2 separate regions of the Mus musculus genome follow, and region 2 is linked to region 1. The links are chromatin contacts, found by Hi-C in ENCODE. All regions are on one chromosome and are shown on one strand. Each heading gives the region's core, a stretch centred on a gene start or an enhancer-like site at or near the end of the contact. The rest is flanking DNA. Distances are from core to core; before and after follow the strand shown.

What was found. Hi-C counts contacts between places; a loop is a spot of excess contacts on that map.
Region 2: a map of v-Abl transformed pro-B cells shows a loop between it and region 1 (3-fold over the local background). The contact joins the promoter of Slc25a26 here to the promoter of Kbtbd8os in region 1. A Hi-C loop is called at or near these places in 2 of 37 maps with a recorded cell type or tissue (mature B cell and v-Abl transformed pro-B cells).

Annotation. Positions count from the first base shown.
Region 1 is chr6:95,115,383-95,119,705 of GRCm38, reverse strand. It overlaps Kbtbd8os (kelch repeat and BTB (POZ) domain containing 8, opposite strand), which reads left to right and starts at 2,075. Exons shown (of 2, transcript NR_153843.1): 1 at 2,075-2,114. Kbtbd8 (kelch repeat and BTB (POZ) domain containing 8) reads right to left here and starts at 1,826. Exons shown (of 4, transcript NM_001008785.5): 1 at 1,732-1,826; 2 at 973-1,183. The coding sequence starts at 1,747.
Region 2 is chr6:94,497,825-94,502,213 of GRCm38, reverse strand. It overlaps Slc25a26 (solute carrier family 25 (mitochondrial carrier, phosphate carrier), member 26), which reads right to left and starts at 1,900. Exons shown (of 10, transcript NM_026255.5): 1 at 1,757-1,900. The coding sequence starts at 1,789.

The DNA.
Region 1 (4,323 bases), core at 826-3,325:
CTAAACGATTTTCAATATCAAAACTGATGTAACTGTATTTGACCCAGCATTCTGAGAAAGAGGGACCAGAAACTAATGAATGCAACATTACAGTGGGATGGATAAGCACCTTATAAGCACCTCAAAAGATAGAGCAAGAGTGTGGCTGACAAGATAGTCTTCCTATCATTCACGAACCACTTCTGTATGCTGAAGGGCTTTTAGAAGGAAGTACCTGAAACAAAACCGATTCCAATCATCTGTTCTTAGACTAAAAACTTAGTTTTCAGACTTGAGTTCAAATAAAACTTTCACTTTTCAACATTTTATGGCAAAAGGGACAAAAAGAGAGTTTAGAAAGCATGAACTATTTCTGGGAATCTTGGAAAGTAAGACATAAATAACCTGTATTTTATTTCACTACTCTTCACAAAACTCCATGGCATTAAAACAATCTTAAAATCCTAGTTTATTTATAAAGGAGCAAGTTCCTATGTTTTAAACTCAAAAAAAAAAAAAAAAAAAAAAAGTCCTATGTACTAAAAACCGGGGGTGGGGGGTGGGGAAACATCAGAAATATTTAAAATTCTAGATCATTTCAATGATTGATTGAAACACTGTATATCCCCGTTGCCCAGTACAGCAGCCACCAGCCACACTTAGTTGTCTGTGCACGTGACATGTTTTAGTGTCGCCACTGATTTTAATTTTAAAGCATTATAATTTTTTTCAAATGTGGCTGGCAGCATACATAGTATGAATACCTCACAAGTCCACTAACTTAAAATCCAACTATCTAAACTCTGGAATCCCACCTCAAAACAGGGGCTCATTAGTAAGACAAGCAAGACCTGTTACCTACTCTCAGAAAATAAACACCTGGTTTGCCTTTATGTATTTGTCCCAACTCAGTACCACAATCAAGTGGCTAACACTGGGTTGAAAGGGAGTCTTGTACGGATAGTAATATATAAGTTTCTACCGTCGTCATACCTGAAGTAGGGGCTGATTGCAGCAAGAACGTTTCTATGACAGGAAAATGTTTTCCCGTGATCCACTTCCACTACAATGTCTGTCAACTGTCCTTCATCGTACATTGTTTTGAGTTGCTTAAGAATACTGCAAGCATGGAAAGGATCCATGGTATCGTTGGCTGTGTCTGAAGATGGAATCCCATTCGGTGTTGGGGAAGACTTACTTAAATCTAGGAGAAAAATCGCACAACCACAAGAAGTTCGAAGCCAGTTTACGGCATCGTGGGTTTTTTTCCCCCCCACCCCGTACACAAACGTCCGTGTGTGGGCACAGGAGCGCCGACACAGGCTCTAGGAGCCGAGAGCTCAACAAGGGCGAACAAGTTCCCAGGCCGGCGCGCTCCTCCGGAGCCCGGCGAGCCCGGACCGCCGCGCTCGCGGAGGGAGCGTGTGAGGCGAGCCAGCCGAGCCGGCAGCGGCGGCGATGCGCGGGGACTCGGCTCCGGGTCGAGCGCGGGACGGAAGGCTCCCGAGGGCAGCGCGATCGAGGGCGACTGCCAGGGCACCCCTCAACCGCCTCGCGGGCGGCCGGTACCCAGACGCCCCATCTTCGCGGGCGCGCCGCCCACCGCCCTCCTCCCCATTCATCCTCGCCTCCGCGCCCGCCGTCTCTCCATCCTTCCCTCCCGCCTTAAGGCCGCCGCTTCAGGTTGTGGCCGGCGCCCGCGCTCCTGCTTCCCTCCTCCGACACTGCGGGCGGCCGCACCACGCCACCCACCTGCCGACGCGGCCATTACTACAGGGGCCCCGGCTCCGGTTATTTAAAGAGGAAATGTCATTGCGTTTCGCTCGCTCCCGGGTTCCGGCTCTGCTAAGCGTTGCCTAGCCAATGAGGGTGGCTGACCGAGTCGGCTCCTCCCCGAGCCTCAAAATACCTGGCTCTGATTGGTCAGTGCGCGATTACCAGCGCGTCGGGAAATGTAGTTTTAAGGCCCCCGTTCCCGCGTGCTCCTAGTCGGACAGAGGCCCAAGCCGAGCATTTCTATTGGCTAGCTGGGCGGAGGAGCGCCCCGAGCCCGCCAGCCTGTGCCTTGAGATGCACAGCGCCCGCTGGGAAATGTAGTCATCTGGCTGAGGCGAACTGTCACTCTGAGGAGTGAGGTAGGAAAAGCTCTTATTGAGCAAATTTCCCCGGCAAGGGCCTCTCTCCTAGTCTCGACTCCACTTTAAAAATAATTGTCTTCATACCCCAAATTCCCTATCCGTGACTAGATTCTGGTATGAAAACGCGCTCTGCACGAGGGCTATGAAACTCCGAAAAGTTGGAAATGGTCAGGAGGGCTGTTATCCAAAAATACAAAGGATATAAGACAACCCCCCCCCCCCCAACACACACACACACACCATCGATAGGTCTCTGATGAGTCACCTGTAACGCCCACTTGAAATTGCATCCCCTTAGCCACATGCCCCGCTTTTCACAGATCAACTGGGTCTGGTTACATGGCCACTCAGGACCTGAATCCACTTGGCTTGCATTTCTAGCACACCAGGAAACACCTGTCACACCGAAGAGCGCTCGAGTACTCAAGGGAGACTCGGATAATTGATTTCCCCTGGGCTTCTTGAACGTGAAGAGGGCCTCCGGCTTTCCTGTGAAGAGATGCTGGAGAGAGGCTGAGCCTGGCGCTCCTCTGGACCGTGCTCAACCCTGGCTCTTGCACAAGCTCTTCCAGCCCTTGAACCTCTCTTATAACAGCGAGCACTCGGCATTCAGTCTACTTCATAGTTTTTTGCAAGAAAGCAGGGGTTTTATTGTTGACCTATTTTTTTTTCTTCTCCTATTGTGTGTGTGTGTGTGTGTGTGTGTCTGTCTGTCTGTCTGTCTGTCTGAGTCTCTGTGTGTGTGCATTTGTATCTGTGGTTTGGTGTTTTGTTTTGTTTTGTTTTGTTTGCACGAGTGGATGTACATGTTGGGGGGCGGTGCAGGTGCACGTGGAGGCCGGAGATTGGTGTCAGAAATCCTACAACGCTGCTTTTCTACCTTATACAGTGAAGCATGGTCTCTCAATCGAAACCCAGAGATATTAACTCTCTCTCTCTCTCTCTCTCTCTCTCTCTCTCTCTCTCTCTCTCTCTCTCTCTCTCTCGGCATGGCAAGCACTTTAATCACGGAGCCATCTCCCCAGCCACCTTGTTATCTATTCTGATTTCCTCATCCTGTTTCTGGCATCTAACAGGATGCTCTGACAAGTTGTAGAAACTTAAAAGATGAATGGAAAGCGAAGTGAACAAATACTTGCAGATACCCCTTTATCAGTGAATGGGAAGGAAGCTTCAGTAGAGACTTAGTTCACAGTAGTAACTTTCCTAGCATTAGGTCAAGCAGTTGAATATTTTATTATTTTTTATTTATGTATTTAGTATATTGCTGTAAATTGAACCACAGGCACCATGCATGCACACTACCAGCTCCCAGGGAGCCTCATCACCAACTCCAGGTGACCTTGTTAAAGGGGTCTTGAAATTTTACCTGTGACTGATAGAGTGGGAATGATTTAAAGTAGTTCTATTCCCTAGGTACGTTAGAAATTTAAACAAAGTTCCAAGTGCTGTGCCACTAGGCAAATTAATAAGATGTGGTGCTTCCTGGGGATCGGGGCTTAAGAGCCTCACTCACAGTCCTTGCTAATGAAACATTAAAGGCTTGCTTATCAGCATAGTCTTTACATGATAAATTTGACTTCATGTTTGTTACTTCTAACTTTGGATTTGCATTTTTCATGTATTCAATAATTTAGTAAAAACATTCTGCTCACAATATTGAGGGCATTAAGAAAAATGGCATTATCAGTATAAATTTAGCAATTAAAACAGAAAGCATGCATTTTGGGAGAAAGTCCTATTGGTTGTTTAACTGAAGTTCAAATTTAATCAACAACTTTTTCAATGCTGTTAAAGCTCTTTAAGAGACTCTTGGCTAATTTTCTTTCATTCTTGCTTTTAAAACTCAATTTTCTATTTAATTCTGTACTAATTAAATAATGTAATTGTCTTTGTTGCTAAATTAAGCAAACGAAAGCTTCCTTATCCTTTAATGGTCAAAGATTTGTCAATTTGGGAATGGGGCAGACTACAAAGTACAGAAACTAAATCTAAATGTAAGAAATAAAAATTTGTAAGCTTGCCATTTGCATGAATATCCTATAAATAGACTCCACAACTGGTCAGGTGGCATTGTCTAGAGAAGATTTGTTATCATTATGATGCACATTTTAAACAAAAGGGATAAGCAGAAGGATCTTTGACTAAGCCTGCTCAGTCAGTCAACAGGTTCTCCAGGGCTGGAGTGAGGATTAAAAAGAAAAAA
Region 2 (4,389 bases), core at 651-3,150, 620 kb after region 1:
CTATTCCTCTCATAACTATATTTATATATTCCTTTATACTACCAATCATGTGTGGTAATGCAAGAGTCTTCGGAGTACAAGTCAGGTCAGTCACCTTCAACTTGTCTAACAACTAACCCAGCATCTCTGACACTGCAGGGTTTCCCAATCAACCATAAGATGATAACATTTCTAGGCGTTCGTTCCCCCAATCACAGTGGTACTTATACCCTGGGACACTTCTCTAAAAGCCAATTCATCATCGCCTCCTAACAGGAGGGCTGTAGGATTCAATCTGTTCAACGAGGCTGCTCTTAAGAATGAAAAGGTGGCTGTCGAATTGGGCTTGAGTATTCTTCCATTCCTTCAGAAATTCTCTCAGGTTAAATTATGGCCTCAGAGCACAGGTCTGTTATCAGACAGAGCTAGCTGGCATGAGCTCACTTCTTGGGAGAGCCTTGGATCTTCTTAGAAAACGATTTCATTTCTATTTCTTCATGTACAAAATGGGGGAAAGAGCACCTGTGCTTTCAGAGCTTTGGAGAAGTAAATAACAGTAAATGAAAATTAAATACAATGAAATGAGCCTGGGTGCGATGTGCTATGTGCTTGTGCTCGTGCACATATGTGTGTGTGTGTGTGTGTGTGTGTGTGTGTGTGTGTGTGTGCAGCCCAACCTTGAGTCAGAAGTCTTTCTCATTGTCTCTCCTCTTTCTTCACTGAAGCAAAGGATCTAGAGATCACTAAAGGTTAGTCTAGCTCACCAGCTTGCTCCAGGGATCCCTTGTCTCCACCTTCTGAGCACCGGAATTACACATGGGCCACCAGACCCACCCAACATTTCCCAGGGTTCTGGGAACTGAACTACAGATGCTATAACTACTGAGCCATCTCCCCAAACACAAATGAATCTCATATATTTAGGATGCCTGGCCCATAACCTGTTATCACCTCTTCCCATAATGTCCTGAACCTAGTCCACCTGTCACTTACCCGAGCAGTCACTTCTGTACTGTCTCCTACATCTAACTCTTATGGGCAGGTTTCTCTTGTTCAACACTCTATCTCCAACCCTTCCATCAGAGCAGTAGCTAGTTCTGTAAACAAATGCCCCTGGGCTTCTATTTGCCCTTAGCAGGAGCATTTTAAAAATGAAGGTATTTCTTGTCTGCTTCTGTTCACTCTTCCAGAATAAAATCAAAGTTAACCAGTCTCTCTTACATCTGCTAAATCTATTATCTCCTGCTAGACCTGCTGTTATAGGCCCCTCAAAAAGCACTGGTTCTCATAAATCGACAGAATTAGCCAATAAACCATCGACTCCACAACACCACTACTTATGCTCAGTATTTCTTCAAAGCCTAAACGTGGAGAAAAATGAGCAGATTACTAGGAACTAAATGTGTAGAAACTTCAAAAAGACAAGCTAGTATCTTGGATGGATGGGTCGTAAGTGTTTTCCTGAATAGTGTGTATTTGCATGTTTAATTCCCAAGTTCAGGTGAATATGGTGTACAAGGGAAGTCTTAATTTACTGAAGCCTTCAGTAAATAAGACAATGTGTCAAGCATACCTCATCTCTAAAAGCCCATCAGAAGCCACCAAGCCTTGAGAACAGACTTCCCAGACGTCTCTAGGCTTGGTCCTAGATCTAGCAGCCAGTGACCTGAGGACAGACCGACCACTGCTTAAACCCGGAAGAAAGCGGCAGTGCAGAGAAGCCGCCACAGCTCCCACGCAGCCTGCACCCAGCAGCCCACCCCTACCCGGTACTCACCACCAGCGAGGCCGTGAAGCCCGGCGCGTCCATGGTCTCCCAACGCCGCCAAGGTTAAAAATCACAAGCTGGGCAAAAGCAGGTGCTGACTTAAAGAGCTGGGCGCCGCCATGTTGGGGCGGGATATGGAGCAACTACTTCCGGGGCAGAACTCGTGACGTCACACCACAACAAAAGCACGTGCGTCGCTCGGTGCTGGTCGCTGAGCCTTTCCTGGAGGACCCTGGGGTTTGGAGCTTCTCCGGCTTCCTGTCCTTCAGCAGCCGGCTCCGGAGGCGCTAGGCAAGAGCCTCGCACAAGCCTGTGGCCCCGGATGGGATCTACGAAAGACCCCGGAGGAGAGACCAGAGCTGGCAGGACTGGGACCAGGCGGCACTGCCTGTACCTGAAGGCCAGCCCTGTGGTTTCCTACTCACAATCCAAGTCCGTTATTCCTTCGCTTTATCTGTGCAGGCTGGCTGGATTTCTGTTGATCCAATTCCAGAAAGAAAGAAAAAAAATGTTAAACAAAAATACGTTTTTATTACCAAAAAAAAAAAAAAAGTATTCTCCATTTGTACTGACGTTTATTTCTCTTTAAATTAATGTACTTAAAGTAGGAGAGTGATCACTAGAGACTACGAAGGGAAGAAGGATGGAGGTAGCTGCTATCAAAATACAATTAGTTAGGGCCAGTGAGATAGCTTAGTAGGTAAAGGCGCTTGCCTCCAATTCTGGAGGTGACAACTAACAAATTCCTATTAGATAGGGCGAGTGAGATGGTTCTGCAGGTAAAAGCTCTTGCCACCAACCCTGCAACCTGAGTTCACTCCCTGGGACCCATAGGGTGAAAGAGACAACCAGTTCCCACAAGCTGTCTCCCAATGTCTGTGGACATACCTAATATTTATTGTATATCATATATTTTGCATATTATATTTTATTACATATTAATATGTTGATAGTGAAATAAATAGAATTTAATACTTAAAAAAATACAGCTTAATAGTGAGTGTAACTCAATGGTAGAATATGTGTTTACCTAGCAGGGCCCTCGTGTAGATGGAGGAAGACAGGAAGAATAAGTACCATTGCTCTGCAGGACAGTAGGATTGCTAGTTTACAATTTACTTACGTGTGTGTGTGTGTGTGTGTGTGTGTGTGTATTTCAGTTGGTATTTGAGTTTCACTGTAGCCTATGATAGGCTAGAACTGGCAATGTAGTTATGTAGTTCTGGTGACCTCAAACTCATAACAATTGTCCTGCCTCTGCCTCCCAAATGTTGGAATTACAGATGTGAGCCATTACACTTGGATAATAATTTGGGTTTTCTTTCTAGGGTCTTGAACATGCAAGGGCAGTATAGATGTAGCCACAAAGGCTACATATATAGTTCCACCTACCTAGTCACTGTTATATATTTTTATAGAGAACTAAAAGAAAATAGAAAATTTCAAAGATGACCCACAAAGAAATGATATTTAAGGAATTATACATGCTAATGGCTGACTTAGCCATTTCACATCGTGTGGGTGTATTGAATTATCACCCACTACCCTAATAAATTTGTACAATCACTGTGTCAGTAAAAAATAAAGTGGCATAAAAAAATGACTTGCTTTGATAGTTGATTATTCATCTTGCTCACTGTGAAGGCAACGTGTGCTCTTGGATGAACATGTCATTAACTATTTAGCAAGTTTCTTGGAGTAGACTTGTCTTCCCATTTACTGGACAATACCTTCTAACCTCCGCATGCATGAAGGGCCTACTACATCTCAGGTAGCAGGTATGTTGTAGAACTAAGTGACTAGTGGACTTTTTAACCTCCAGTAATCTTGTGTGAGCCACAGAGGATAATCCTGACTCACTCAGTCAATTTATTGGAGACCTGATTGACAACTGCAGAAACCGTTTCTGTAATATAGAGCAACGTGACCATAACAGCAGGGCTCACACAGGCCGTGCTCACACTCAAAGGCAGGGAGCGAGTATACAGACTGTGAGCATGAAAGGGCAGGGATTCTGAGGCCATCTGAGAATTCACCCTACCACACTCTTTTATAGCATGGCTTCATTGGAGGCCTCCTCACAGCCCATTGGGGTCTACCAGTAAGCTCCCACTAGAATTTCCCTCAGAGTCCCTATACCTTTCACTTTTGCTTTGCATCAAGGCACTCCCACAGCTCACTAAATACTGTTCTACACCATCTCCATGTCCAGAAATCTGATTGGTTGGTGAGTTGGTTGGTTGGTTTCAGCTTAACAAGTAAGTAGCTTAAAATACCAACAGCTTTTACCTCATACTCCTTCTGTTAGGTAAAAATCTGAGAGAACTTAAGCTTGGCAGTTCCAAGTCGGGGATTCTCGTAACTTACAGTGTCAGTGTTGACCAGGATCATCTCATAAAACTTGATCATAACTGGAGAATCTACTTCCAAAGTGGTAGCTCACTTCCATAACTGACAAATCAGTGATTAGCAGGAGGCCTCAGTCCCCACAATATTTACCTCTCCGTGTTGCTGCTTACCGGTCCTCATGTGACTATTTTCCTCAGAGTGAGTACTTTAAAAGATAAAAAGATAAAAACTACAGTATTTTTACATTTTAAAAAATGGTATGTGTATGGGTGCTTTGCTGCATATATGCCTAT